Linked DNA regions of Homo sapiens: regions 1, 2, 3, 4 and 5 are each linked to region 6. The links are chromatin contacts, found by Hi-C or POLR2A ChIA-PET in ENCODE. All regions are on one chromosome and are shown on one strand. Each heading gives the region's core, a stretch centred on a gene start or an enhancer-like site at or near the end of the contact. The rest is flanking DNA. Distances are from core to core; before and after follow the strand shown.

Region 1 (4,137 bases), core at 804-3,303, 600 kb after region 6:
AAATGTTTCCACTGTGATATAAAAAGCTTACGAGCATGTGGAAATGCGAATTTAGAGTGTAACCAGAGAAAAGGGGTGTGTCAGGAAGAGGTAATTAAATGTTGTAAGCAACCCAGAATCTCTGTACTATTGTTAAAGCAGTATGTTGCTTTAAGTCAATCCAGTTACTCTTCCCTCAGCAAGTCTATGCTACTCCAGTGACTCTTACCTCAGCAAGTCCATACTACTCCAGTGATCGACCTGTCATATAAACTGCAACAAATACTGCATAAACTTGCACCAGAAGACTGGGGTATGATTACACAGGGAATCTCAGATATGAGTTTCCTGACATTTGTCTGTAAAGTCAACTCTAATGTTGCACAGTTTTAACCTTTAAATACTACCATGCTACAAAGTCCCTTTCCACTGGAGCAGTATAATCTACTTTCAGTATTTAGGGACTAACCTTTTCACAACTACTGCAAAATATTTGACAGAGCAGCACCCACCTTGTATGACATTCTCATGAAGTTGTGGGTAAGAAATTGTAATTGCTTGCAACAGTATGAATCCGATATGATTTTTTTTTTTTTTTTTTTTTTTTTTTTTTTTTTTTTGAGACGGAGTCTCGCTCTGTCGCCCAGGCCGGACTGCGGACTGCAGTGGCGCAATCTCGGCTCACTGCAAGCTCCACTTCCCGGGTTCACGCCATTCTCCTGCCTCAGCCTCCCGAGTAGCTGGGACTACAGGCGCCCGCCACCGCGCCCGGCTAATTTTTTGTATTTTTAGTAGAGACGGGGTTTCACCTTGTTAGCCAGGATGGTCTCGATCTCCTGACCTCATGATCCACCCGCCTCGGCCTCCCAAAGTGCTGGGATTACAGGCGTGAGCCACCGCGCCCGGCCCCGATATGATTTTTAAAAGTCTGTCTTTTCGCTTGCTGGTTAATGAAAACTCTAGGTTTTGAATTTTTCCTAAGTCATATTTTGCTCAGTTCTTTTCTTTCATAATAGCTACTTTTCCTTTCAGCTGACGTCAGACTCTGCTGCCTCCTATAATTTTCCTAATTGCCTTCTCTTCTGTCTCAGCATATGCCTTAGCAGTGGAAAAGAAAAATTTCAACTTTATTTTAGGGGGTGGTCTGGGGTGGAAGGGCAAGGCTAGAGCAGCTTAAAGGAGATGGTTATTTCCTGATTGTAATGTATCTTACTAACTCCTCAGTGCATCTGTAACCTACCTCTAGTCAGGAGTGCTGTCACAAATGTGAAAAAAAGTGAGATGGGAAGAAGGAAATGAATATTTACTGTGCCCAGTGCCTGCACTTTCTTAGACATAGTTTCATTGAATTCATTTAAGCCTTTTGAGGAGTGTTCTCATCCCCATTTGCAGGTAAGGAAATGAGACACCGAGAGGTTAATCTGCCCAAGGCTTTGCAGAGAGCCAGCATGCAAATGCAGGCCTGTCCGACCCCAGGTCTGTGCTGTCTATTTTCCATGCTCTTCTCCCTTCTCGTTAGTACTGGCTTCACAAAGGGAAGAAAGAAGAATGTTGGGTCTCCAGAAGAGTGGATCCCATGAAAGACACTCATATCTGGGGTGAGAGGTTATGATGCTTGGCTGTCAAGGCAGTTTCAGTTTATGAGAAAGAATAAAACCAACTTTGCATTCTGAGAAGAGTGCTGGTTTCCGGAAGGATCATCTTGATTTGAGGTGGCAGCTGTCACTTCCCTCAGGGCATAGAAAATATGATTTAACCACTGGACAACTTTGCTTCACAAAGAATGTCATGATTGGTTAAGTGCACTACTACTGATATTAAAAGTGTACTTAATTACCCTACTACTGAAGGAGACACAAAAAATCCATAACAGTATCAACATGCCTAGTTTAGAATGCATTTGTCTTTTTTGGCTGAGGTGGATAGGTGAGGACATAAGGTAAGGGTTGTGTGTGTGCATGTTTATATATAGATAAAATGTGTGTGTGTGTGTGTGTGTGTGTGTGTGTAGGAGAACAGATATTTGTGGTGTTTGGGGAATTCACCTTGAACTTCATGTTGCCTTCTAATTCATGCTAAAGAGAGTATCACCTGTTATTGATTCTGAACCATAGAAAGCCAGCTGCCTCTTTTCTTTCATTTGATTGGTTACCACATTTGTACTTTCTCTGAGGGAAGGATCATTATTAGGATATGCAGGGAACAGTAGAAAGCTGATTAAAAAGAGGAAGATGTTGGATTACTGAACTGAAATGTTGCCTTGGCACATGGCTTCCTTCAAAGCTCTTGAATCTTATTTCCTGTAACTTACCATATGAGATTATAGGGAAAAGAAGTTGACCAAGGATGTGAGAAAGTAAATGGGAGTTACTGGAGAATTGATGGCTTTGTAAAAAGTTTCTCAAATCGGGATAGAGGTTTATACTTGCACTTAATACTGAAGGAAAGGTTTATGTTTGCTACTAGAACTGGGTTGGCATCTAACTTCCTTTGTAAAAGCACTACAAATTAACTATTGTAAGCTGTGAAATGGAGTTTGTAGTAACAGACCTGGCAAGTAAACACCTAGTGTTTGTCTCTTAAAAAATGATGTATTACAGCTCCACCAGGTGGCTGCCAACAGTGTGAATGAGACAGGCTGGCATCGACCAGGAGGAGGGGAAAGCTGCTCTTGATTTTCTTTGTGCATATCGGAGTCTACAACATAATAATTTAGTGAAGGACAAAGAAGGGAGCCCACTGCAGGTTTTTCTAGGAAGTCTGGCAAAAAACAAAAAAACAACAACAAAAAAACCTCAAGATCACTGTGACTCATCTTTGACATATAAATACCTGAATGTCATAGACAGTTTTCTGATGGGTTAATTGTGCTGCAGATCCGTATATAATTGTGCCCCTATTCTGGCTATTATTTTTGGTGTTCCTAAAAGGGCAGAGGATCCTTTAGGTCTATAGACTAGTTTTGGCTTGTGATTATTAGAGACTCAAGTGTGATCCAGCTCAGGTGCTAAGTATTGTAACATCACGGTGTAGTAGGAAAGAATGTTGGCGAATTGAATCCAGTTTTAGGCTCTGCTCCTATTAGGCAAGTGGCTTCTTTTTTCCTGGGCCTCAGTTTCCTCATCTGTAAAATGAGTGAATTATATTAGCTGCTCTCCAGAAACCTTTAGCCATGTGCACAGTTTGAATAATTTCATTTTAATTTGGAAAAGAATAAACTTGTTAAGCATTTGAAAATCAAATAGAAAACATGAGGGAAGAAAGCTATATTTAGTGTAGACATTTACATTTTTTAAATTAAACTCTACATTATGATATTGGTAATAAGAATTAGAATGAGACAGTCTTTACTATTCTCTCCCTAGCTCTAATATGGCACAGATGTGATAATAAAGTCCATATGCAGCCTTGAAGAAAGTGTTTGATTAGACATAAAATGTTAAAAAAAAATCTGATAAGTAAATTGAGCTATCAACTTGTTTTAGGCAGCACAGAGAATAAAACAAAAACCAAAGCCCACTAGCTACTGAAACACTGAAATGTGAAATTCATTTTCCCAACTTATTGGTTCCATTCCTGTCTAGGTTTGGAGAAAAGAGAAAGAAACAGCTTCTTTCTCCATGTTAAGTAAATGTCTTAATCATTTGAAAATGAAAGTATAAAATTGAAATTGTAAGCACTCTGAGTAACAAACATTGTTTTGTTCTTTTGTGTTCTAAACATTAATAAAATTAGCCATCATTAATGGATCTAAATATTTTAAATTGCAGTTAGTAATTTTAAATTGCAGTTAGTAATGCCATTTTAAGTGATTTTATATTTCTCATGTCGAGGAGCAAAGAAAGCATAACCCCAATTTTTTGATATCAGTTTTTAACAATACAACCAATTTAGGAAATATCAAGAACTGATTATAGCAATGACAGGAATATTAGTCCCCCTGCCTTTGTACTTTGCCCCTTAGCAACAAGTGAATTCATTACTGTATTTTCTTATTTGTGCTTCTCTCCTTTAAAAAATACTCAGTTTGCTATTTTTAAAAATTACCCAAGAATGGGTGGGCATGGTGGCTCATGCCTGTAATCCCAGCACTTTGGAAGGCCGAGGCGGGCGGATCACGAGGTCAGGAGATCGAGACCATCCTGGCTAACATGGTGA
Region 2 (3,870 bases), core at 1,290-3,789, 770 kb after region 6:
TGGCTGGTTGCTTGCTTGCTTTCTGTCTTTTTTTGAGGACCTCAGAAAACCATGTGAAAGTGCTTTGTAAACTGTGAAACACTTTTCACAGCTGCCTGTTTTACAATTGATACCACTTTTTTTCTTCTGTTTCAATACATAAAGCACTTGTCTTCAATGCACCCAGGCAGATAAGGAGAAGGTAGGTTTGGCAGACCCCTCCCCAGAAAGAGAAGTAGCATACTCACCCACTCTACCCTAGCCACCCCCACGGAAGGAATACAGAAGAATTAACAACCAGAGCTGGAACCAAATCCCAGGTCTCTCTGACCATCACATCACACCACCTCCTCTGAAGTCAATTCTGGCTCCCGATCACACGCCCAGAGACTTCCCCAGACAGCACACCGCCTTCCCTCCCCCTTTATTGACTGGATCCACCCAGTTAAAAAAAATTTAAGTCCGCACTCCCACCATATGTGGCATTTATTTCCAGGGGAGGCCTGCCCTCGGTTCCCGTGGACAGATGTTGCTTTGTGCCTGCCTGACTCGCCTGGCAGCCCCTGTACAACTGCCCCAAGCAGGTGGCCAAGGATGGAGTCCACCCTGGCCCAGGAGCAGGGATGACAATCCCTTTGCGGCTGACAGTCCCTGGTGCTTTCTACTCATTCCTCGGCAGCCTGGGACCCCCAAAAGAGCCAGCCCCCAACACACACGCTCTCTCCCTTGGTTCAGCATCAAAGGAGGCTGAGAGGTAGAGACAGGAAGCCAAGGTACCCGCACCCCCAGTTCCCAGCCAGGCACATCTAAGCTAAGGAAGGCCCTGGGGGAGTGAAGTCACTGACCCCTTCTATCAGCCATCTGTGGGCTCCCGCCCGACCTAGCTAGCGCGCAACGGGAAGGATAAAGGAGATCCAGACAGATGGCAGCGCGCTTTGGGAAGGAAGGCTCTACAGGAATGCGAGGGCCGATGCGAGGCCCACTTTGGGGTGTGTTTTGTTATCTGCCCGGCTGCAGCCTGCCCCTCTCCCTCGTTCTGCACGGTTTCAAAATCTCTTGGACCAAAAGAAGGGCAAAAGAGTCGGGATGGGGGGGTGGGAGGTGGGAGAAGACCCTATTTTCCGCCACTTGTCTCTCCCATTTGGAAGTCAGAGCATTGCACTGCAACCAAAGTGCGTGCATGCTCAGGGGGCGGGAGACTGGCACAACCGAGTCTAAAAATACTCGATAAAAATGCTAATCCCGAAGGCAAAGAAAGAACGAAGAAGGAATCTGTCAATCACTAGGCTCCCGCTCCTCACCCACAGCCCCAGCTGTACGGACCGCATTCCTGTAGAGGAAAGTGGGGAGACCCGACTGAAGAAAAGAAACGCAAAGACACCACCACCTCCACGAGCGCGGGCCGCGGGGGCGGGAGGCGGCGGCGGAGGAGGGGCTCCGGCCCGCGGAGCCGAACAAAGCGGGCCTCAACTTCCAGCCCCAGCTCCCCGGAGTGGGGGCGGCCGAGTCCCGCAGCAACCCGCTCTCCCCTCCCGGAGGTGGAAAGGGAATGTGAGGTGTGGAAGCCAGAGTGCCGCGTGGAAGCCTCGGGCTCTGATCTTTGCAAATCAGAGATGGTTTTGTTTGGGGTCCCCCCACCCCCTTCCTGCCCGCGCTCTCCCACTCTCACACACACGCACCCACACAGTCTCACTCCCTCCCTCTCTCTCCCTCTTCCCATCTCCAGCCCCACTGGGTCGGCCCCGCAGTGCCAGGGGGCTGGGCCGGCGTGACCCCGGGTCCCCCCCGGGCGGGCCCCCACCTGGGGATGGTGATGCACTTGGTGTTGACGTTCTGCGTGGTGATGGCCTTCTCCAGCTCGTCCAGCTGCCCCGTCTTCTTGAGTTTCTTGACCAGGCTCTTGACCGCCTTCTCGCACCATTTCTCCTCCTGCCCGTTCTGCTCGCCCTTCTTCCAGCCCAGCAGGCGCTTCACGATCGGGGGAGTGAAAGGCAGGATGGACGACATGGCTGGGGAGGGCGCGCGGGCGGCGAGGAGCGCCCCCGGCGGGGCTGGGCTCGACGGGACGCCGGGGGCGCAGAGGGGAGCTCGGCCGGGGCCTGCCGCGGTCGCCCAAACTTCGCCTCAACTCTCGGCGAAGTTGCCGGGGCGCCGGGCCGGGCCGCGGCGCTGCAGCCTGCGGGGCTCGGCGCGCGGCCCTGCGCCCGGAGCGGCTCCCACGGCGAAGAGAAGAGCGGCCGGGCGGGCGGACGGCAGCAGTGCAGGGTCGGGAAGGCCCCGAACGCGGGGCGGAGGCGGCGGCCGCGAGACTCCAAGTGGCAGCAGAAGTTTGGGTTTCCGCACGGGGTAGCTGTTTGGGTGCCGCCTCCGGGAAGGAAAGTCCAACCCCCGGCCAAACTTCGCTCGCCTCGCTAGCTTTGATGCGCAGATCCCTCCGCCTCTGCGGCCTCACCGCCCCGCCACCCTCCTCCTCCCGGCTCGCCGCTCGCTCGCTCGCTGGCTGGGCCGGCCCGGGGCGTGCGCCGCGCTCCCGCTCCCGCCCGCTCCCAGTCTGTGTTTCATGCAAATCCGCGTGCAGCCTCCTTTCCAAGTGCTGTCACCGCCCCCTCGCCGCCGGGGCTCCCCGCCTCCTCCCCCGCGCCCCGCCACCTCCTCCCGCGGGCGCCCTGCCCGCCCCCTGCTCCGGGGAGGGCGCCCGGCCGGCCACCACCCCGCGCCCAGCACGCCCACGTGGGCGACCCGGGCGGCGGCAGTCCTGGCTGGAGCGCGCGGGACCCTGCGCGGCCCCGACCTGAAGTCGGGCGGGCGCGGGGAGGAAGTCCTGGGAAACACGGCGAGAGGGGCCTCGGGCGGGAGGGCTGAGCGCGGCCCGTGGCGTCCGCTCTCGGAGTCCACACTCGGGCGGCTCGGTTGGAGTTGCGGGCCGGAGAGGGTTGGACTCGCAGCAAGTAAGCGTCGTCCGGACGCGAGTGCACCCTGGAGAGGACCCGAGCCCGAGAGGGGGCGCGCGGAAGGCCCGGGCCCAGGAAGTTGGGGCCCGCACTTGGCCTCGCGCTTGCTGATCCCCGTCAAGGCCCTTGGCCGGCGCCGGCGCCCCTGGGCTGTTTTTATTCTCTAGTCGGTGAGATCACACCGGCCGAGAGCCTCGGGAACGTGTGCGGAGGAGGAGGGGGTGAGAAGTGGGTCCTCAGAAGTGGAGAGCTGGGGACACCAGTGACAACCTGGACAATGGCTGGAGCCAGGGGTCTCTTGAGCCTTGTGAACCGAGTGCCCGGCAGAAAATGAGCCTCAAGGACATCTGTTGAGTTCTTGAAGGAATGAATGGAGGGGCTTTCGAATTTATCTTTGAAAGAAATTTACATAACAGGGTGTTTGTTGCTGGATCTCCTGATAGAGAAGGATCGGAAATTTGATAATTGCCAATAAATGGAAGAGAGTTTTGTTTCCAAAGCAATGAACTCACAAAAAAGTGGGGCAAGACAGGAGTTTTCGGAGAGTTTGTGTATTCAAAAAAAGCAAAACAACAACAAACCAATTGGCACATTGGGGAGCTCCGCGGCTTTTCTCCCCACCAAAAGAATTCAGGGGCGTCTGCCCGCAGGGCCCTCGGCGGTTTTCAGGAGCTACTCCAGGCCCCTCGGCCTTTCTCTTGCTGCCTCCCGCAGCCGACTAGCCGGTGTCTAAGCCCTTTGTTTGTTTTTAACAGCAGGAATCTCCCACCCCCACCCCTGCTTTGTTAAAAAAAAAAAGTTATCTGGAACCCTCAAGTGGGTGGGGAGTTACAAAGCCCTGTGAGGTGTGGCGGAATCCACAGTCAGCCCAGAAGCGGCAGGGGCCCTTGCCTTGCTCCGGAGAACCGCCTCCCACAAGCCAATCCGCAGCTGCTGCTGC
Region 3 (4,383 bases), core at 1,714-4,213, 730 kb after region 6:
ATTAAGCAACAGTTTCTTAGATACAACACAAAAAGCAAAAGTGACGAAAGTAAAACAAATTTAGCTTCATCAGAATTAAAAACTTTTGTGCTTCAAAAAACACCATCAAGAGAGTGAAAAAACAACCCACAGAATTGAAAGAAATAAAATGGAAGAAAATATTTGCAAACCATGTATCTGATAAAGGAATTTATATCCAGAATATATAAGGAACTCTTATAATTCAACAGTAGAAAGACAACCCAATTAGAAATGGCTAGCCGGGTGTGGTGGCTCACGCCTATCATCCCAGCACTTTGGGAGGCCAAGGCGTGTGGATCACCTGAGGTCAGGAGTTCAAGACCAGCTTGACCAACACGGTGAAACCTCATCTCTACTAAAAAAAAAAAAAAATACAAAAAATTAGCCAGGAGTGGTGGCGGGCGCCTGTAATCCCAGCTACTTGGGAGGCTAAGGCAGGAGAATTGCTTGAACCTAGGTGGCGGAGGTTGCAGTGAGCTGAGATGGCGCCATTGCACTCCAGCCTGGGCAACAAGAGCAAAACTCTGTCTCAAAAAAAAAAAAGGAAAGAAAAAAAAAGAAATGGCTAAAGGATTTGTAGATGTTCCTCCAAACAAGATATACAAATGGAAGGCCAGGTGCGGTGGCTATGCCCGTAATCCCAACACTTTGGGAGGCTGAGGCAGGTGGATCATCTGAGGTCAGGAGTTCAAGACCAACCTGGCCATCATGGTGAAACCCTGTCTCTACTAAAAATACAAAAATTAGCCAGGTGTGGTGGCACACACCCGTAATCCCAGTGACTCAGGAGGCTGAGGCAGGAGAATCACTTGAACCCAGGAAGCAGAGGCTGCAGTGAGCCGAGATGGCACCATTGCACTCCAGCCTGGACATCCCAGCAAGACTCAATCTCAAAAACAAACAAACAAAAAACACAAATGCCAAAAAGCACAAGGAGAGATGATCAATATCATTAGCCAATAGGGAAATGCAAATCAAAACTATAATGAGATACCACCTCACATCCACTAGAATGGCTAAAATAAAACAGACAATAACAAGTGTTGACAAGGATGGGGAGAACTGGAACCCTCATACATTGGTGGTGAGACTGTAAAATGGTACAACCACACAACCACTTTGGAAAACAATTTGGCAGTTTCTCAAAAAGGTAAACAAAGCTACCAAATGACCCCATAATTCTACTTCTAGGTATCTACTCAAGATAAATGAAAACACATTTCCACAAAAAAAGCTTGTACACAAATATTCGTAGCAGCATTATTTACAATAGCCAAGAAGTGAAAACAACCCAAATGTCTATCAACTGAAGAAAGGACAAACAAAATGTGGTATATCCATACACTGGAATACTATTTGGCCATAAAAAGGAATGAAGTACTGACACATGCTACAAATGGATGAACCCTGAAAATATGTTAAGTGAAAGAAGTCAAACACAAAAGTCCACAAATTGTATGATTTCATCTACATGAAATGTCCAAAAGAGGCAAATCCAGAGAACCAGAAAGTAGACTAAGTTGCCAGGGCTAAGGGGGATGGGCAGGAAGTGACTGTTAATGGGTATGAGGTTTCTTTTTGTGGTGTTGAAAATGTTCTAAAATTAGATAGTGATGATGGTTGTACAACTCCATTAATACACTAAAAACCACTAAATCATATCCCTTAAAAGAGCAGATTTATGGTGTATGAATTATATGCCAATAAAGCTATTATTTTTCAAAAGGTTTACTGAATAAAGTCTGGACTTGTGTTACTAGTAATGTACCAATGTTGTTTCTGAGTTTTGACATGTGTACCATGGTAATACAAGATGTTAACATTACGGACATCTGGGTCAGGGGTACACTGGAACTTTCTGTATTATCTGTGTACAGTTTTTCTGTGTATCTACGATTATTCCAAAAGGAAGAATTTCTTTAAAGAAAAGATTGGTCATACAGAGCTAACTATTATGTAATGATTTAACTAGGCTTCCATGACTGTGGTGTACCTGCCCACTGGACCATAGCTGCTCAACGGCAGGAGGCCCACTTTGCAACCAGGGTAGCCCACACAGGGCTGGATGTCACAGACACAGAGAGGCAGAACAAGTAACAATGAGCATTTGCATCTGCACGGCAAGGAACGCTCCTCTTCCCTCTTGTATCTTCTTCAAGCCTCACAACAACACTATGAAGTCAATACTGTCACGTAGGGGGAGGGACTACCAAGGTGCTGTCAGCATCCTATCCCCCATCACTCCCAACTCTGTTTATATACATACACTTCTATTTTGTCAAACCCAAGTTCCTCTAAATCCAAATCTTCTGACATATCCCGCTACAGGCTGGGGTCATGGGAAAACTAGGTGGGCAGTTCCTGGCCTTTCCTCCACCAGCAGAGGTGGTGATTCTCCCTCGAATGTTCCAAGAGTCACTGCATCTATATGCCTTGATTTGAGCCACAGATGTCTGTGAGTTTGAGTCGTATCCCCCAAGCAGCACAGAACTCCAAGGGTACAGCCAGTATCCTAATTATTCCTAAACCCCCTGGGTCTTAGACACTCAAGCACAGAATGAATTATTTCATTCACTGACGACCTAGAGGTGTTCAGCAAGCACAGTCACCCTATCCCTAAAGGAAACCTGCTGGTTTCAGGCAGAGAACTCCTAAAAGGCAAACATTCTTCTTGGTCATCTCTTGCCTGCGTGGACATCACTAATGGGCTGGGGTTCTATTTTCTGAGAAGCACTGAGTTGGTTTCCCCCGCTGACGAGCCTGGGAGCTATGGCTTCATGTTATCTGGAGACCCGGGTGGGTGGGAAGTGGGCCGTGGAGGAGGAGCGGGCTGGCACGCTCCACCAGGCTGATGGCAGCCCCTGCTTCCTGTGGGGCCCATGGCCCACTGACATCACTGAGAGGCCGGCGGAGCGTAAGGGGCACGCGGGTGTCGCAACTGCAGGCAGCACGCGGGGTCATGTGAAGTTCAGCTCTGGGGTTTTCTCAGTCCATTGGGTTTTACTCATCCCTTGTCCATTAAGTGTGTTTCCCCCTCTCGCTTTTCCTTCTTTGTGTGCGTGTGTGTTTTAATTATTCCATGGCTCTTGGCTTGCTTTCATAACCTCACATTAACATTTCTCATTGCTACTGAGAAACAAGGCATTCCACCCACTAGAATGCAAAGACACCAGAGAGAATTCCAGCTCTGTGCAGGAACCCCTGGGGAGAGGGTCAGTATCCAATCACCAAAGAGGAGGATGTAAGACTTACATGCAGCATGGGGTACTAGCCTCTCAGGCCACGAGGTCCACTCTGACCTTCTACCCATTTTACAGATGAGGGCCACAAGTCCCAGAGGGTTAAAGTGACTTGCACAAGGTCACCCAGCTTCAATCAGGGCAAAATGACTCAATTTTTCAAAACTGCTATCACAAAGCATTTTTCAGTGCATGGCAAGCATTCCACACAAAAAGCATTTGCACACACAAAGAACTTACAATGAAAATTATGTCTTACAAGTTAACAAGCCATGAGAATGTTCTAATCATCAAGCATTAAAAATACCCAAATGCATATTCATCCCATGCATTCTTCGACAAGTATTTGTGAAGTGACCATGCTTTATCAGGCACCGTGCTAGGTGCTAGACTCCAGAGACACGAAGACGAATAATAACTGGTCTTCGTCAACAAGAACTCAATTGTGAGACAAAAGCCAACTTGAGGAAAATTAAGCCTATTTCAAACATGCCTTGATCTGTGTAACATTCATAATACATAATATCTTCTTTGATCTCCACAGTTTTCTCTCTACCTCCAGATCAGTGCAATCTCTGGTTTTCCACTTTTTTTTTTCTTTCCAAATGAAAATAGAGCACAACTGTCATTTTCAATCTACTAAGTCATAAACCACAAGGCAGGCTGCAAGGACCAAATGCTCCGTTTTAGAACGAGCCCAGTGCAGAGAACAGAGTCCACACCACAAGGCAGGGAGCTGTGGTCCAGATGAGTGACATGCCCTTAGTGACCTGGGTCCTGGCCTCCGACCCAGAGACCAGTCCCATGGAGCCCCTGTCCTTGAGGGCTCACTGCCTGGGACTGTGAGAAGAATAACCCAGAAACCAATGATTTCAACATATCGTGGTGTGTGTCAGACCTAGGCATGCTCAGCAGCTGGGGGGACACATTTGCAGTGGCCAGGAGGAGGGGGCATCTGAAGGCTGCTTCCTGGAGATCAAGATGGGACTACGTTTTGGAGGAAGTAAGTTGAATAGGCTTGGGACATTCCAGGCTGGTATGGGCAAAGCAAGGAGGCAAGAAATGGCTTGGCACAGGGTGGGGAGGCAAGCAGGCTTCTAGTATCATCAGAGTGGGGATTCTC
Region 4 (3,809 bases), core at 363-2,862, 750 kb after region 6:
GCGAAACTCCGTCTCAGAAAAAAAAAAAAAAAAGGAGAAGATATGCAATGTGATAGTGGGACCCGAGTGACTTGCTTTTGCTTGCTCAGGTCCACGTTCCTTGATCCATGTGTCCCATTCCACTCTCCATGCTCTGTCTTCTGATCCTCACTGTGTGGCCAGGACATAGAAGGTCTTCACTGCTATCACGTGACACTATAGTTCCTGAGGGCAGGAACTATATTTTCCATTTCTAAGAGTGCCTTGACAGATTCCTCATTGAGCTGAGAAAATAGCAACCTACATCTGGCATGTGTCTACAACTGCATCTCAAACCTTGTTATTTGTAAAGCTTCTCATACCATCCCCCTTCATCTGTGAAAGCCCTCAAGGGCTTTCAGCACTGATATAGTCTCCCCTCCTAGGGCGCATTTCACACCAATTAAGGATCCACAAGCCCATCCCTTTACCTGAATGAGATATTCCAACTTAGCTGCCCCTTCCCAGTTTGACCTTTTCTGTTAATATTTTAATGCAGAGAGATGTGTCCCATCAGATTTCTTAGGCTGTAGATACTGATTCCCTTCAAGGGCTGTTTAGATGCTACTGCTGATGAAGTGGCAGGACAGGATGCTCTCAGCCAAAGACAGGGACACTCTCTCACCAAAGCAGCAGGGAGTAACACACACCCCTACAGCCTTCACAGCCCCTAGAATCCACCGGGGCAATGCCAAAGAACTGACACTAAGGTATGCTGGAGTTGGCTAAGGCCTCTAACTTAGTTTCATGAAAAAAGTGTGGGCATTTGTAAGGGCCTGTTTAATCCATTCCAGCTCCACCCCCCTGCACCACCCCCCACTTTGTACTGTGAGTTTCTGAGCAGAAATAACCAACTACAGATGGTTTCACTACTTCAAAGATGTTGAGAAACCACTGACCCAGAGATAGGAGGGAACTGGAACTCCAAACCTCAGGGCAACTACTCACCACCAGCACTTGTGGTGACCAAATCAACACACTTCCAGAACCTAGAGCTGTTCTCTGTGTATGTGTGTGTGTGTGTGTGTGTGTGTGTGTGTGCACGCTTTTTTTTTGACCAACCACTATCACTTTCCACCCAGAACAGATGCCTGTAACACTGAACACAGCTTTACATAAGCATCTATGGCTGTGATTCTCAATCCCGGCCACATACCGGAATCACCTAGGAAAGTTAAAAAACATGGATTTCCCCAGGCCGGCCTGTAGAAATTTGAAATTCACTGGTCTCCAGGGGTGGTCTGAGCATCAAAATTTTTAAAAGCAGCCATGGTTGAGAACCTTCCATGGTAACACCAACAACCAATTGCAAATCATGAGGAATCAAGAATCCTAGCCCTCACAGCCCACCCTGAACCCCAAACCTCTTTCCATCCTGTCCTCAACTGCAGGCCCCCATTTCTAGTCCAGAGTTGACTATACAGTGATTCTGAAACTATTCAAATGAGTAATAGAGTCATTTCTTTGAATGCAAGTGCAGGAATCAGAGTTTTTAAGGTGGAAGAAACTTTAAAATCCTGCTAAGCCAACACCTTCAGTTTATAGAAGAGGAAGCCAGGGGCCAGGGCAGAAAAGTGACTCACCCAAGGTCCTGAAGCTGGTTCACAATGAGGCAGACCTAGAACCCAGGCCTGCTGCCTCTAATTCTCTCTCCTCCACACCAGAGGAGCCCCTATGGTGACAGCCGCTGGACAAAAACGGTGACAAAGGATGGGTCAGTTGTTTACTGAGCCGTATGCTTTCAGAGGCCATCCTCTAAATGCTTCACCTCTGAAATGCTCAGTCTCCTCACTGGCCTTAAAACAACTGAGGGCAAATATAGCCAAGATAGTGCTTCTCTTTAAAGATTCCCGAGCATCCTAGTCGATCATAATCCTCAAAGAATATACTTTCCGGCTGTCTGAGGTTCATGAAAAAAGCCATTAGCACAGAGTCTAACCCAGGTTTGAAAGGGCACTCTGTTGAGCAGCAGGTCTGAGGGACTGAAGCCAGCAGTAGATTCTAGTTTCTTACGGATAAGAGAGAGCTGATTGTTGGTTTCCACATCTCTAACCAACCTGTGAACACGTTTCCCTTCCTTCCTGTATTTTTATGGCACTACGGTTGGAATGCAGCCGGTGCCTAGAAGCACAGAAAACCTGTGCTTCAGGCTAAATTTGAATTCCTCTTTGCCTGCAGACTGATTTCCCCTACCCTGGGAGTCGGTTCTCAGGGGAGGTCTCATTTCACCCTGGGACGCTCCATGAGGGCAGAGCTATGTGTGACCATCCTCATCAGCAACGCATTGCAGCTCCTGGACCACTGTGTCTGATGGCACCACCACCAACAAAAGAAGCTCAGTAAATATGTGATGAATTAAACAACAATGATAATACAATTAAATAGGTCATTAAGGAATGGTTCCCCTCTGAAGGCAGAGCATCAGATGAAAACTTAGATTTGTCCCCCAGGAAAATATATGCATTGAGAAAACAGCCAAAGGCAAGAAGCCAAGGAGAGTTCAGAGGGCTATCATGAAAATCTGAGACTGGCCAGGCACGGTGGCTCATGCCTGTAATCCCAGCACTTTGGGAGGCCGAGGCAGGCAGATCACGAGGTCAGGAGATGGAGACCATCCTGGCTAACACAAAGAAACCCCGTCTCTACTAAAAATACAAAAAAAAAAAATTAGCCAGGTGTGGTGGCAGACGCCTGTAGTGCCAGCTACTCGGGAGGCTGAGGCAGGAGAATAGCATGAACCCCGGAGGCAGAGCTTGCAGTGAGCCGAGATCGCATCACTGCACTCCAGCCTGGGCGACAGAGCGAGACTCCATCTCAAAAAAAAAAAAAAAAAAAAAAAGAAAAAAAAAGAAAATCTGAGAACGGATACACAGATTCTTTCAGATTCTCCCTTCAAGCTTGTCATTTTGTAGAAGAGAAGACCAACACCCAGGAAGTCAAGTTGACTTCCCCAAAGTCATAAAGCCCATCTCCACCAGCAAGAGAGGCCAAGGACCCTCAACCTCACCCAGAAAACAGGATGCTAAGATCACAGTTTCTTTGGGTCTCATTTTATTTGTTCACTTGCTAATTCAACACTTTTTAGAACCTGGGGGCTCCAGTAATCATGAACATCAGAGTAGGTTGTGTGAGGAGAAAGAAGAAGAAATGGCAAACATTCAATTTCAGATATTGTAGGGATGTTCAGGTATTGTCCAGAGAGCAGCTGGAGCTGAGGGGTCCCTAGCTCTGGAGAACTGCAGATCTGGAAGATATCCCCACATTGAAAGCACACGAAACCCAGGGAGAGCAGAAGTAGTTTGAACTGCAATTCTGACTCAGCCCAGCTGGGCAGAATGATGTCCAGCATATGGTTTGATTTTCTCATCGTTGAAGTTAAAGCAGATAGCAAAAAATAAAAATAAAAAAACACAGTGGCCAAAAGATGACATTTAAAAAGATCCCTGGATCAAAGCCTTTTTGTGAGTACTGTTATTTCATCCTCCTCCTAACGGTAACCACTTCCCACATGAACCCCAGTAAGGCAACCGTGCAGCCCACAAGAGAGATAGAAATATGACCACACTTCCCTCTTATAAACAGGCGATGGTAAACATCTGAGACCACTGGTCCACAGCCGTGGTTAAACAAAGGGTTGGGGGCACCCTGGCATGGCCGTCAGGGCCTCCGTCTCCCCAACAGGCTGACGCTCTATGAGTGGTGAACTTGGACCATTAACTTCAGAACTGAGGCAAACAGAACCAGCCTCGCACTGCGGCAACTTCGTCTGGTTTCATGCCCCGGCTCACCTG
Region 5 (4,177 bases), core at 336-2,835, 980 kb before region 6:
GAATTTACTGAGTAAAATCCTTAGTTGCAGGGCTTTACACTTGCAATCCATCAGGTTGCAATATTAAAGTTACTACAGCTTCTTCCCCAGTGTAAGCATTCTGTATGTGTTTTATTTACATTGTCACTTTTTATTTCCTCCTCAACTTCGTATGTCTAAGAATGAAACTGGATTGCTATTATGCAACAGTATTTTAACTTTGCAACATACATACTGGCTTATCTCTCCTTTGAACTCCTGTTCCTGAAAAATAAACATATGTATCCAGAAAAACTACCTTGAGGCGTGTGGGGAAGAGTGCAGACATGTAGAAACAAACACTAAAATACAGTCGTGTGGAAAGGTAAGGATGTATCTGTCCTCGTTGACAACAATCCCCGTGGTTTATTAACAGCCACAGGCAGCCAACTTAGTGCCGTAAGTCGGTAACCCAGTGGGCATCGGGGCTTTAAGGTCTCTTAAAACTTAATGTGATTCAAAAATACCCAAGGCAACCACGCCGAAAAACCAGGAGAAAGGGCTCCAGTTAGAGCCTCCTTGGCAACCCAAACCGAACCGAATGACTCAGGTGGACGATTAGAATAAACCGTGCGCCGTTCTCTTTCACTAGGTCTATAAAGCCCAGAAATTATGTTTGGTCCAGAAAACCAGGAGTTATGAGCACCTTCCTTTTCCACCTTTTAATATTCTACATATCTAGCAACGGTTCTTAATCCATGGTCTTCATTCATTTATTGCCTAAACAAGATCTTGGGTGTCTCTTGGTGATCACTTCTTCCAAGCTGACCTAATATGACAGCAAAGTGAAAAGCCTCTTCGTGGGAAGGGTCGCGACCGCGCGGTAAGTCATCCAAAAGTGGAAGCATCTTGCTTTTACTGACTTATGTATACGAGGGTGGCGATGGTGGCGGCCTGACAGGGACGAGGCCGGAGGGGAAGGGGCGCGCGGGCTGCTGGGCAGCCGCGGTGGGGGTGACGGGGGCAGCCACGCTCCCCAGCGCGAGCCGCCGGACCCGGGACCCGACGAGCCCCTCCCGGCATTGCACCCTGACCCCTCTCCTCCTTCCAGGCCTTTCATCTGCCCTCCCGCTGGGCAGCCCGCGGTCCCCGGACCTCAAGCCGCCCGCCTCCTTCCGCAACCCCGTCGCGCCGCCCCGCGAAGCCCTCGGCCGGGCGGGGACCCCGACCCGACCCCTCCGGCCGCGCCCCTCCCCCTCGCAGAACGCACCTGCGGCCCCGCCCCCGGCCGAACGCTGAGGCGGCGGCTGGCTGGCAAGGCCGGGCGGCTCGGCCCTCGAGGCACAGTCACCTTCCCTTCCCCCGCCATTCCGCCCACCCCCCTCACTCAGCCACAGAGCAGCCGCCGCGCTCCTCAGCCGCCCCGAAATCTAAAGGGGTCCGTCTCCGGCACCACTACCAAATGGCCGAGCCTCCCTGGCCGGCTGCGCAGCCCGCCCATTGGTCCCTTCCCCCCCCCGCCGCCACTGCCATTGGCTGTTGCCCGGAGACCCTCGGCGGCGATTGGCTCGGGCCGCTGCCGCTCGTCCATGGGGCCGCAGATCCCGCCTCCACGGCGATCAGGTTAGTGTGCGCCGCGGGTGCTGGGGGCTCGAGAACCGAGCGGAGCTGGTTGAGCCTTCAAAGTCCTAAAACGCGCGGCCGTGGGTTCGGGGTTTATTGATTGAATTCCGCCGGCGCGGGAGCCTCTGCAGAGAGAGAGCGCGAGAGATGGAGATGGGCAGACGGATTCATTTAGAGCTGCGGAACAGGACGCCCTCTGATGTGAGCATTTGCCAAAAATATCTCTGTCGGTCCATTCTCCTACTTTGTGTGTGTGTGTGTGTGTGCGCGCTGGGGGGAGGCACTTTTTTTGGGGGGGGGCGCCCGGGAGGTGCGGGTTTGGGGGTCGGACTGCAAGCGAATTGGCAAGGCTGGGGGGTTGCAATGCCATCCGAGCATGTTCCGGCTGCCGCCGCCGCTGCCCTTGGTGTGTGACTACCTGTGCGTGTGCTCCCGCGTGTGCGAGTGTGGGTGCGAGAGTGTGCGTGCGAGTGTGCACCCATCGGGGGCCGGCGGGCGCACGCGTTTGGGTCGGAGAGAATGAGGCGAAATCACCCTCGGAGATCGCTGCTCCCGTGACTCCGTCTGGGGGGAAGATTAACGAGGGAGGAGGAGGAGAGGGGCTGCCTCCTGGATTTAACAACAAAAAAAGGGGGTTTTACATTTTATAAATGTATCCCCCCTTCCGCCCCCCTCCCGCGCCTCCCCCCTCCCTTTCTCTCGCTCGCTCGCTCGCACACACAATAAGTTTGGGGCTTCGCGAGTCCGGTTTAGTTTCTGATAAATGTGGGCCGAGGCCCCCGGGGAGAGCGCGTGGGGAGGGGGCTGCAGCGGAGTTGGGAATGGCTGGAGTTTAAAGTGCGTCTTCATTTCTTTGCAGTGATGAGGCGAGAGACGGGGGAGCCATATTTGTAACTTTGTAGTGTTCGTGAACGCGCCCTTTCTCTCCCTCCCTCCCTTTCTCTGCCTCCCTTCCTCTCCTCCTCTTTCTCCCTCACTCTTTCCACCCCACCTTCGGGCCAGATGCTGATGTTTCTTCCTTTCCTTCCGAAGGGAGGATAAATTAGAAGGAGGGGGAGGGATTTTCGAACGTGCTAAGGCACAGATAATCCCCGCGTCTCCCTGCCTCCAGCGATCGCTGGTGCAAGTTGCCCAAAGGCTACGTCCCGGTGCCCCCTCGCCCCAGCTCCTTCCGGCTTCCCCAAGATGCCAGCCTTTGGGCCCTGGTGCCCCCCAGCTCGAACCCCCGGCCCGTCTTTCTCAGTGCTGGGCTTGTCGGCAGCCATTCGGCGCCTGCTTAATAAATGGGCACGGGAAACTTTGTCAGGACGCGAGCTGCCCGGAGCTGGCGCCCGTGGTGGGTACTGGCTGGGTCCACGTTTATGCGGGCATGGCAAACACGCAGCTCTAGGATGGGAGTTTGCCCGCTAGCCGCCGTTATTGATTGGGCAGCGGCGGGAGCACGGCCGGAGGAAACTTACACGGGTGGGAATCGCGAGGCTCGAGCGAAAGCTTACCCCTGAGGAGGGGGAAGGTGAGGGTGGGTGACTCGAACGCTGGTTTTTATTTCTGCCTCCCTCTCGCTTTCAAACCTGAGTGTTTTCGGCGAGTTGGCGGCTCTGGGGCGGAGACCCTGGCCAGCTCCCCTCTTGGCCCCTTGGGGGGACCGGGGACGCGCTGGCGGGAGGACGCCCCCAGTCTCGGTGGCCCGAGCTCCATGGAGTTGGGAGTTTGGGCAGCACCGTGCGCTGGCCTGTCGCCCCTCTAGCCCGTTAAACCCGAATCCCGGCGAAGGCAGGCCTCGCTTCCTCTTTTCCCTAGTTCCTCCCCCAAACCTGAGTGAGACTTTTGAAAACAAGATCCTTTTTGTCTACCCCCTCCCCGCCTTAACGCAGCTGTGGACTGGAGACGTGCGAGTGCCTTATGGCGCGCAGGGCGGGGAGGGGGCGGCCGCGGGAGAGGAGGGGGCGCCGCCGGTGGAGGCCGGAGTTTCCGCGCACTATTTGCGGGCGGTTTGCCTCTCTCCGGCCGCTTTCGTCCCGGCCGGGACCCGGCGCCTAGCGTTTGGGGGCTGGGTGTGGTGATGGGGGAGGGGGCCGGGGCCGCGGTCTTCCCGCGTACTTTCCGGAAGCCCCCTGCGCGGAGGGGGAAGGGCGCCAAGCGCGGGGCCGGGGTCGCCGCGGGTGGGTGCGGGGGCGCGGCTGGCCTGGCGAACCCGACCGACGCTGCCGGCCCCCCGGGAGCAAGCAGGAAAGCGGGTCGAACCGGCTCTTTAAACTTCCACGAGTGTGTGTGTGTGTTGGGGAGGGGAGCGCACCGCGCCGTACTGGGAGCGATTTCTCACGCTTCGCCCCCTCGCCTCCCAGCCTCGCGGCCCACACGCCTGCCCCCTGCCTGGAGGCGGGGTGGGGCGCGGGTGGCGGAGGAGGGGGCACTTTCTGCACATTTGCGGGGGAGGGGGAGAAAGCTAGCGAAAGAGGGACAAAAGGGTTGGGGGAGGAGGAACTGTATTTTTTTAAACGTTCTTAAGACAAATGGCTCCCGGAGCGCGCCCCCTGCGCCCCTCCCCGCCGCGCTGCCCCTGGGCCCCCCACACACCCACCTTCGGCACCTCTCC
Region 6 (4,002 bases), core at 1,382-3,881:
CCCCAGGTCCCTCCCCTCTCTCAGTACTGAGCCACAGCACTGCTGGGAGCAGCAACTACCACCACAGTGGTCTCCCGGGAAGGGCTGGCCCAGATGGGTGACACTGAGTCAGGTGGTTGCAAGGTCCTCTGCCTGGATCTCGGTCCCCGTCCCCTCAGCGCTGCCGCCGTTATCATCAATGACAGCTCCAATGTCACCTTCTCTCTTGCCCCACTGAAGTGGCCATCATCCCCCAGGCACTTTCTATGCCACACTTTCACAGCACACGTCTCGGCATCCAGAGGGCTCTTTCATGTCTGCCTGGCTCCCCTGCTGGAACCGAGCTCCATGACCATAGCAACCCTGCCCACTCACGCATCCCTGAAGCCCGGGTGCTGACACCACAGATGTTCAATATTTGTTGAAGGAATGGAAGTAGGAAGGAAAGTCTGAGCTGGTCAGGGCTTCTGGAGTAACTCTAACAAGGAAAGCGGAGGCTGCACTTGTGGTCTCAAATCTTTTCCAAACTCCACTGCGTAAAAAAAAAAAAAAAAAAAAAAAAAAAAAGTCTTTGAAACCAGACTCGCATCCAAATCCCAACTACTTTAACCAGTGGCAGGATCACTGGAGCAGATGGTTTAACCTCCCAGAGCCTGTTTGCTAAACTGCAAAATGGGGGAAATGATACCATTTAGGTTAAGCGCCTGGCTCTTTCTAAATGTTGGCTCAAACGGTGGTGACCCTTCCCAGACTTCCACCACTACTGGAAGTTTGCGTCCCAAAGCAGACACCCTCATCGCCTTGGCTCCGAATGCAGAGAGCTAGTTCCGAGAAGCCGAGGGGAAGCTGAAGGCGCGCCCTGGCCAACCCTCCCCACGATCCCCCGCCGCAACCCCTGTCGGCCCCTTCCAGCCCACAGTGGGTGGCCCCAGGCCTCGCTAGGGTCACGTCTCTCGGGTCCCCGCGCAGGGAAGGGTCCAACCAGCGACTCGCAACCTTTTCGGGGTCCCGAGTCCAACACCCGTGGGAATCCCATGGGCACCATGGCCCCTCGCTCCAAAAATGCTTTCGCGTCGCGCAGACACTGCTCGGTAGTTTCGGGGATCAGCGTTTGAGTAAGAGCCCGCGTCTGAACCCTCCGCGCCGCCCCGGCCCCAGTGGAAAGACGCGCAGGCAAAACGCACCACGTGACGGAGCGTGACCGCGCGCCGAGCGCGCGCCAAGGTCGGGCAGGAAGAGGGCCTATTTCCCATGATTCCTTCATATTTGCATATACGATACAAGGCTGTTAGAGAGATAATTAGAATTAATTTGACTGTAAACACAAAGATATTAGTACAAAATACGTGACGTAGAAAGTAATAATTTCTTGGGTAGTTTGCAGTTTTAAAATTATGTTTTAAAATGGACTATCATATGCTTACCGTAACTTGAAAGTATTTCGATTTCTTGGCTTTATATATCTTGTGGAAAGGACGAAACACCGTGCTCGCTTCGGCAGCACATATACTAAAATTGGAACGATACAGAGAAGATTAGCATGGCCCCTGCGCAAGGATGACACGCAAATTCGTGAAGCGTTCCATATTTTTACATCAGGTTGTTTTTCTGTTTTTACATCAGGTTGTTTTTCTGTTTGGTTTTTTTTTTACACCACGTTTATACGCCGGTGCACGGTTTACCACTGAAAACACCTTTCATCTACAGGTGATATCTTTTAACACAAATAAAATGTAGTAGTCCTAGGAGACGGAATAGAAGGAGGTGGGGCCTAGGCAGATTCATCTCTGCGGTGCATTTTGCCTCTGGCCCTCGGGCCCTAGTTTGCGATCTTTCCCATCTTGCCTCTGCTTCCCTCTGCACAATCCTGAGTATTGCAGTACCTTACACTTAAGGAAATTTCGTCTTGCCAAAGTTGATCCATTTCAGCTCCGAAACATAACAGGAACTAGTGCAACGATAAACGTATGAGGAACTTGCAATAAGAGTGACAGAATCCTTTGAATCAAAAAAAAAAAAAAAGCCACCACTTAATGAGTATCTACCATATGTCAAGGGCTTCACCAATATTTCATTGAAATATTCCAGACCAAATAAATAAATAATAAAAGAAAAAAAGAAAAGGGGGAGGGGGCAGAAAAATAAAATAATGTTTAAAAAATTCCTGACAGCCCCACCCTGTGGGTTTTACTGTTTTACTGTCATCATTTTACACCAATCACTGAGAGGTAAAGCCTGATAAGACTTACAGAGGCACAGACCCTGAAAAGATCGGGACCCAGGTCTCAGGTAATTGAGTTACAAAAACACAGTCCCGAGTGGTAAGACAAAGAGGAAACAAAGTCCAACCACGTTCAGATTTCCTGCGATGACTTAGGCAATGTTTTCTGAAATATCTTTCCAACAGAAAAATGGTGCAACTGCTTTGCTAGTGCTTCAGCATGCACGTGGGCCCTGCGGCCACTGGGACCTCAGTCGATCTGCCGGGAGCGGCCGCACAGCTCCCAGCCTCCAGGCGCGCCGCAGGAGGACTGTTAGGCTCGAAGCCCCGGAGCCACCCAGGGACAGCGGCGGGTACTCTACCAGCGGGCGCTGGGAGCTGCCGGGCAGCATTCCATTCAGGACTCATTCCTTTTCTCTTCAGTGGAAGTGAAATGATCCTTTCCAGGTAACAGCCGAGCATAGGGGACTGCGGGACATCTCCGCCTCTTCCTTGGCTCTGGGCCTTCGATGTAAGGCGTTAGAGGACAATCTTTGTTGGCTGGATTTCTGTTCTTCCCCTAGAGATATCTGGTTCTTTGGAGGCCACTTGGGCAATTGGGTGAGTAGTTTTAAATGTCTCCCTTGGGATGCCAAATAAGAAAACGACCAATGTCGATGTGGCTCCCTCTCTTTCAGCACAGACAACCCATCAGACTGGAATATTATTAGTCTACGTATGTGGAAGGGGGTGTTATGGGGAGTAAAATAGAATCCAAGAGTGAAGGACTTGGCCCAAAAAGGACTGTTGAGATTGTTCTAAAGAAACTGGTCGGGCGCAGTGGCTCACGCCTGTAATCCTAGTACTTTGGGAGGCTGAGCTGGGAGGATACCGAGGTCAGGGGTTCGAGACCAGTCTGGCCAACAAGGTGAAGCCCTGTCGCTACTTAAAAGAAAAGAAAAGATTAGAACAGAAATTAGGAAAAAGACAGGCAGTTCCTAGCCCCAGAAAATCCAGAGACCTGGCTGACTTCCTTTCCTCTGCACTAACCTGCTGAGGGAACTTGGGCAAGTCTTCGCCTCTTTGGACACATAGAGTCAATGCATTGGCGTTGCAGGATGCCCTTCCAACCTCTGTGCTTCTAGATTCTTATGAATGTGTCTCCAGAAACTCAATAGTCCATGCATTGGCGTTGCAGGATGCCCTTCCAACCTCTGTGCTTGTAGATTCTTATGAATGTGTCTTCAGAAAGCTCAATAGTCCAGGCTTGAAAAAGCACCGGTTTGTCCTCCTTTCTGGGCCCCCTTTCTGGGCCCCTGGAGGAGAGGAGGGTGATGGACTGGGGTACATTTTGGGACTCTAAAAGCATTCCTGGCTTGAGTCTCAGGAAAGTGAATTCAGAGGGAGTTGTAATCTTTGCAAACACCAATACAATAGCACTTCTTGTATGCCAGGAGCTGTTCTCAGTGCTTTACATATATTAACAGAAAACAGTTCTATGAAGTAGGTACTGTTAATCTCCCTATGTTATAGATGAGGAAGCTAAGGCACAGAGAGATTCAACAACTTGCCCAATGTCACTCATCAATGACAGGGCAGCATTGAGACCTCAGTAAATCTGGCTCCAGAGTTTGTGCTCTTAGCCAAGCATCTGAGGATGGAGAGAGGAGATGAGGCTGTTTAGAATTCATGGGAAGAGCATGCAGATCCAGTTCTGCTTTTGTTGGTGTTCTGAATTCAAGGCAGGAGTCACATGTTTGCAACGGATCAAGGCTTTAGAGCAGGGTAGCTACGAATGGGTGGACCTGTGTGCCAGTGACCTG

The links. A loop is a pair of places that touch in the nucleus more often than their neighbours do. ChIA-PET counts read pairs that join two places held with the same protein, here RNA polymerase II (POLR2A). Pooled maps may share reads with other maps.
Region 1: a loop to region 6 is called in a map of CD4-positive, alpha-beta T cell, with 5 times the contacts of the local background. The contact joins the enhancer-like site here to the promoter of SKOR1-AS1 in region 6. A Hi-C loop is called at or near these places in 7 of 168 maps with a recorded cell type or tissue (CD4-positive, alpha-beta T cell, CD4-positive, alpha-beta memory T cell, HCT116 and 3 more), 19 of 37 single-sample maps with no recorded cell type and 16 of 50 pooled maps. POLR2A ChIA-PET finds 5 or more read pairs at or near these places in 2 of 52 experiments (B cell and activated T-cell).
Region 2: a map of IMR-90 shows a loop between it and region 6 (6-fold over the local background). The contact joins the promoter of SMAD3 here to the promoter of SKOR1-AS1 in region 6. A Hi-C loop is called at or near these places in 6 of 168 maps with a recorded cell type or tissue (CD8-positive, alpha-beta T cell, IMR-90, MCF 10A and 2 more), 5 of 37 single-sample maps with no recorded cell type and 17 of 50 pooled maps. POLR2A ChIA-PET finds 5 or more read pairs at or near these places in 2 of 52 experiments (WTC11 and activated T-cell).
Region 3: a loop to region 6 is called in a pooled map, with 5 times the contacts of the local background. The contact joins the enhancer-like site here to the promoter of SKOR1-AS1 in region 6. A Hi-C loop is called at or near these places in 1 of 37 single-sample maps with no recorded cell type and 4 of 50 pooled maps. POLR2A ChIA-PET finds 5 or more read pairs at or near these places in 3 of 52 experiments (GM12878, activated B cell and activated naive CD4-positive, alpha-beta T cell).
Region 4: a map of GM12878 shows a loop between it and region 6 (3-fold over the local background). The contact joins the enhancer-like site here to the promoter of SKOR1-AS1 in region 6. A Hi-C loop is called at or near these places in 1 of 168 maps with a recorded cell type or tissue (GM12878), 5 of 37 single-sample maps with no recorded cell type and 8 of 50 pooled maps. POLR2A ChIA-PET finds 5 or more read pairs at or near these places in 3 of 52 experiments (Panc1, activated B cell and activated T-cell).
Region 5: a map of CD8-positive, alpha-beta T cell shows a loop between it and region 6 (12-fold over the local background). The contact joins the promoter of ANP32A here to the promoter of SKOR1-AS1 in region 6. A Hi-C loop is called at or near these places in 6 of 168 maps with a recorded cell type or tissue (B cell, CD8-positive, alpha-beta T cell, ascending aorta and 2 more), 1 of 37 single-sample maps with no recorded cell type and 14 of 50 pooled maps. POLR2A ChIA-PET finds 5 or more read pairs at or near these places in 1 of 52 experiments (activated CD4-positive, alpha-beta T cell).

Annotation. Positions count from the first base shown.
Region 1 is chr15:67,238,892-67,243,028 of GRCh38, reverse strand. The region is part of intron 1 of AAGAB (alpha and gamma adaptin binding protein); the gene reads left to right. Among named protein-coding and RNA genes, the nearest start is that of AAGAB, 14 kb to the left of the region's middle. RefSeq lists an enhancer at 2,060-2,149. Within about 2 kb of position 2,053, at least 4 of the 41 ENCODE cell types and tissues checked have a DNase peak (open chromatin) inside an H3K27ac peak, as active enhancers do; they include B cell and CD4-positive, alpha-beta T cell, where a contact is called at or near this core.
Region 2 is chr15:67,064,271-67,068,140 of GRCh38, reverse strand. SMAD3 (SMAD family member 3) reads right to left here and starts at 2,539. Exons shown (of 9, transcript NM_005902.4): 1 at 1,781-2,539. The coding sequence starts at 1,986. RefSeq lists silencers at 1,323-1,412, 1,433-1,492, 1,743-1,792, 1,943-2,102, 2,273-2,762 and enhancers at 1,213-1,981, 3,521-3,870.
Region 3 is chr15:67,108,336-67,112,718 of GRCh38, reverse strand. All of the region lies in intron 1 of SMAD3 (SMAD family member 3), which reads right to left. Among named protein-coding and RNA genes, the nearest start is that of SMAD3-AS1, 36 kb to the left of the region's middle. Within about 2 kb of position 2,963, at least 26 of the 41 ENCODE cell types and tissues checked have a DNase peak (open chromatin) inside an H3K27ac peak, as active enhancers do; they include GM12878, where a contact is called at or near this core.
Region 4 is chr15:67,083,119-67,086,927 of GRCh38, reverse strand. The region is part of intron 1 of SMAD3 (SMAD family member 3); the gene reads right to left. Among named protein-coding and RNA genes, the nearest start is that of SMAD3, 19 kb to the right of the region's middle. RefSeq lists enhancers at 3,159-3,238, 3,709-3,809. Within about 2 kb of position 1,612, at least 10 of the 41 ENCODE cell types and tissues checked have a DNase peak (open chromatin) inside an H3K27ac peak, as active enhancers do; they include GM12878, where a contact is called at or near this core.
Region 5 is chr15:68,818,303-68,822,479 of GRCh38, reverse strand. ANP32A (acidic nuclear phosphoprotein 32 family member A) reads left to right here and starts at 1,585. Exons shown (of 7, transcript NM_006305.4): 1 at 1,585-1,782. The coding sequence starts at 1,729. RefSeq lists silencers at 1,044-1,103, 1,174-1,333, 1,384-1,633, 3,134-3,243, 3,504-3,743 and 1 more and enhancers at 2,305-2,886, 2,887-3,468.
Region 6 is chr15:67,837,508-67,841,509 of GRCh38, reverse strand. It overlaps SKOR1-AS1 (SKOR1 antisense RNA 1), which reads left to right and starts at 2,631. Exons shown (of 3, transcript NR_120345.1): 1 at 2,631-2,800. It overlaps RNU6-1 (RNA, U6 small nuclear 1), which reads left to right and starts at 1,465; the gene lies at 1,465-1,571. RefSeq lists enhancers at 1-574, 1,070-1,119, 575-1,527.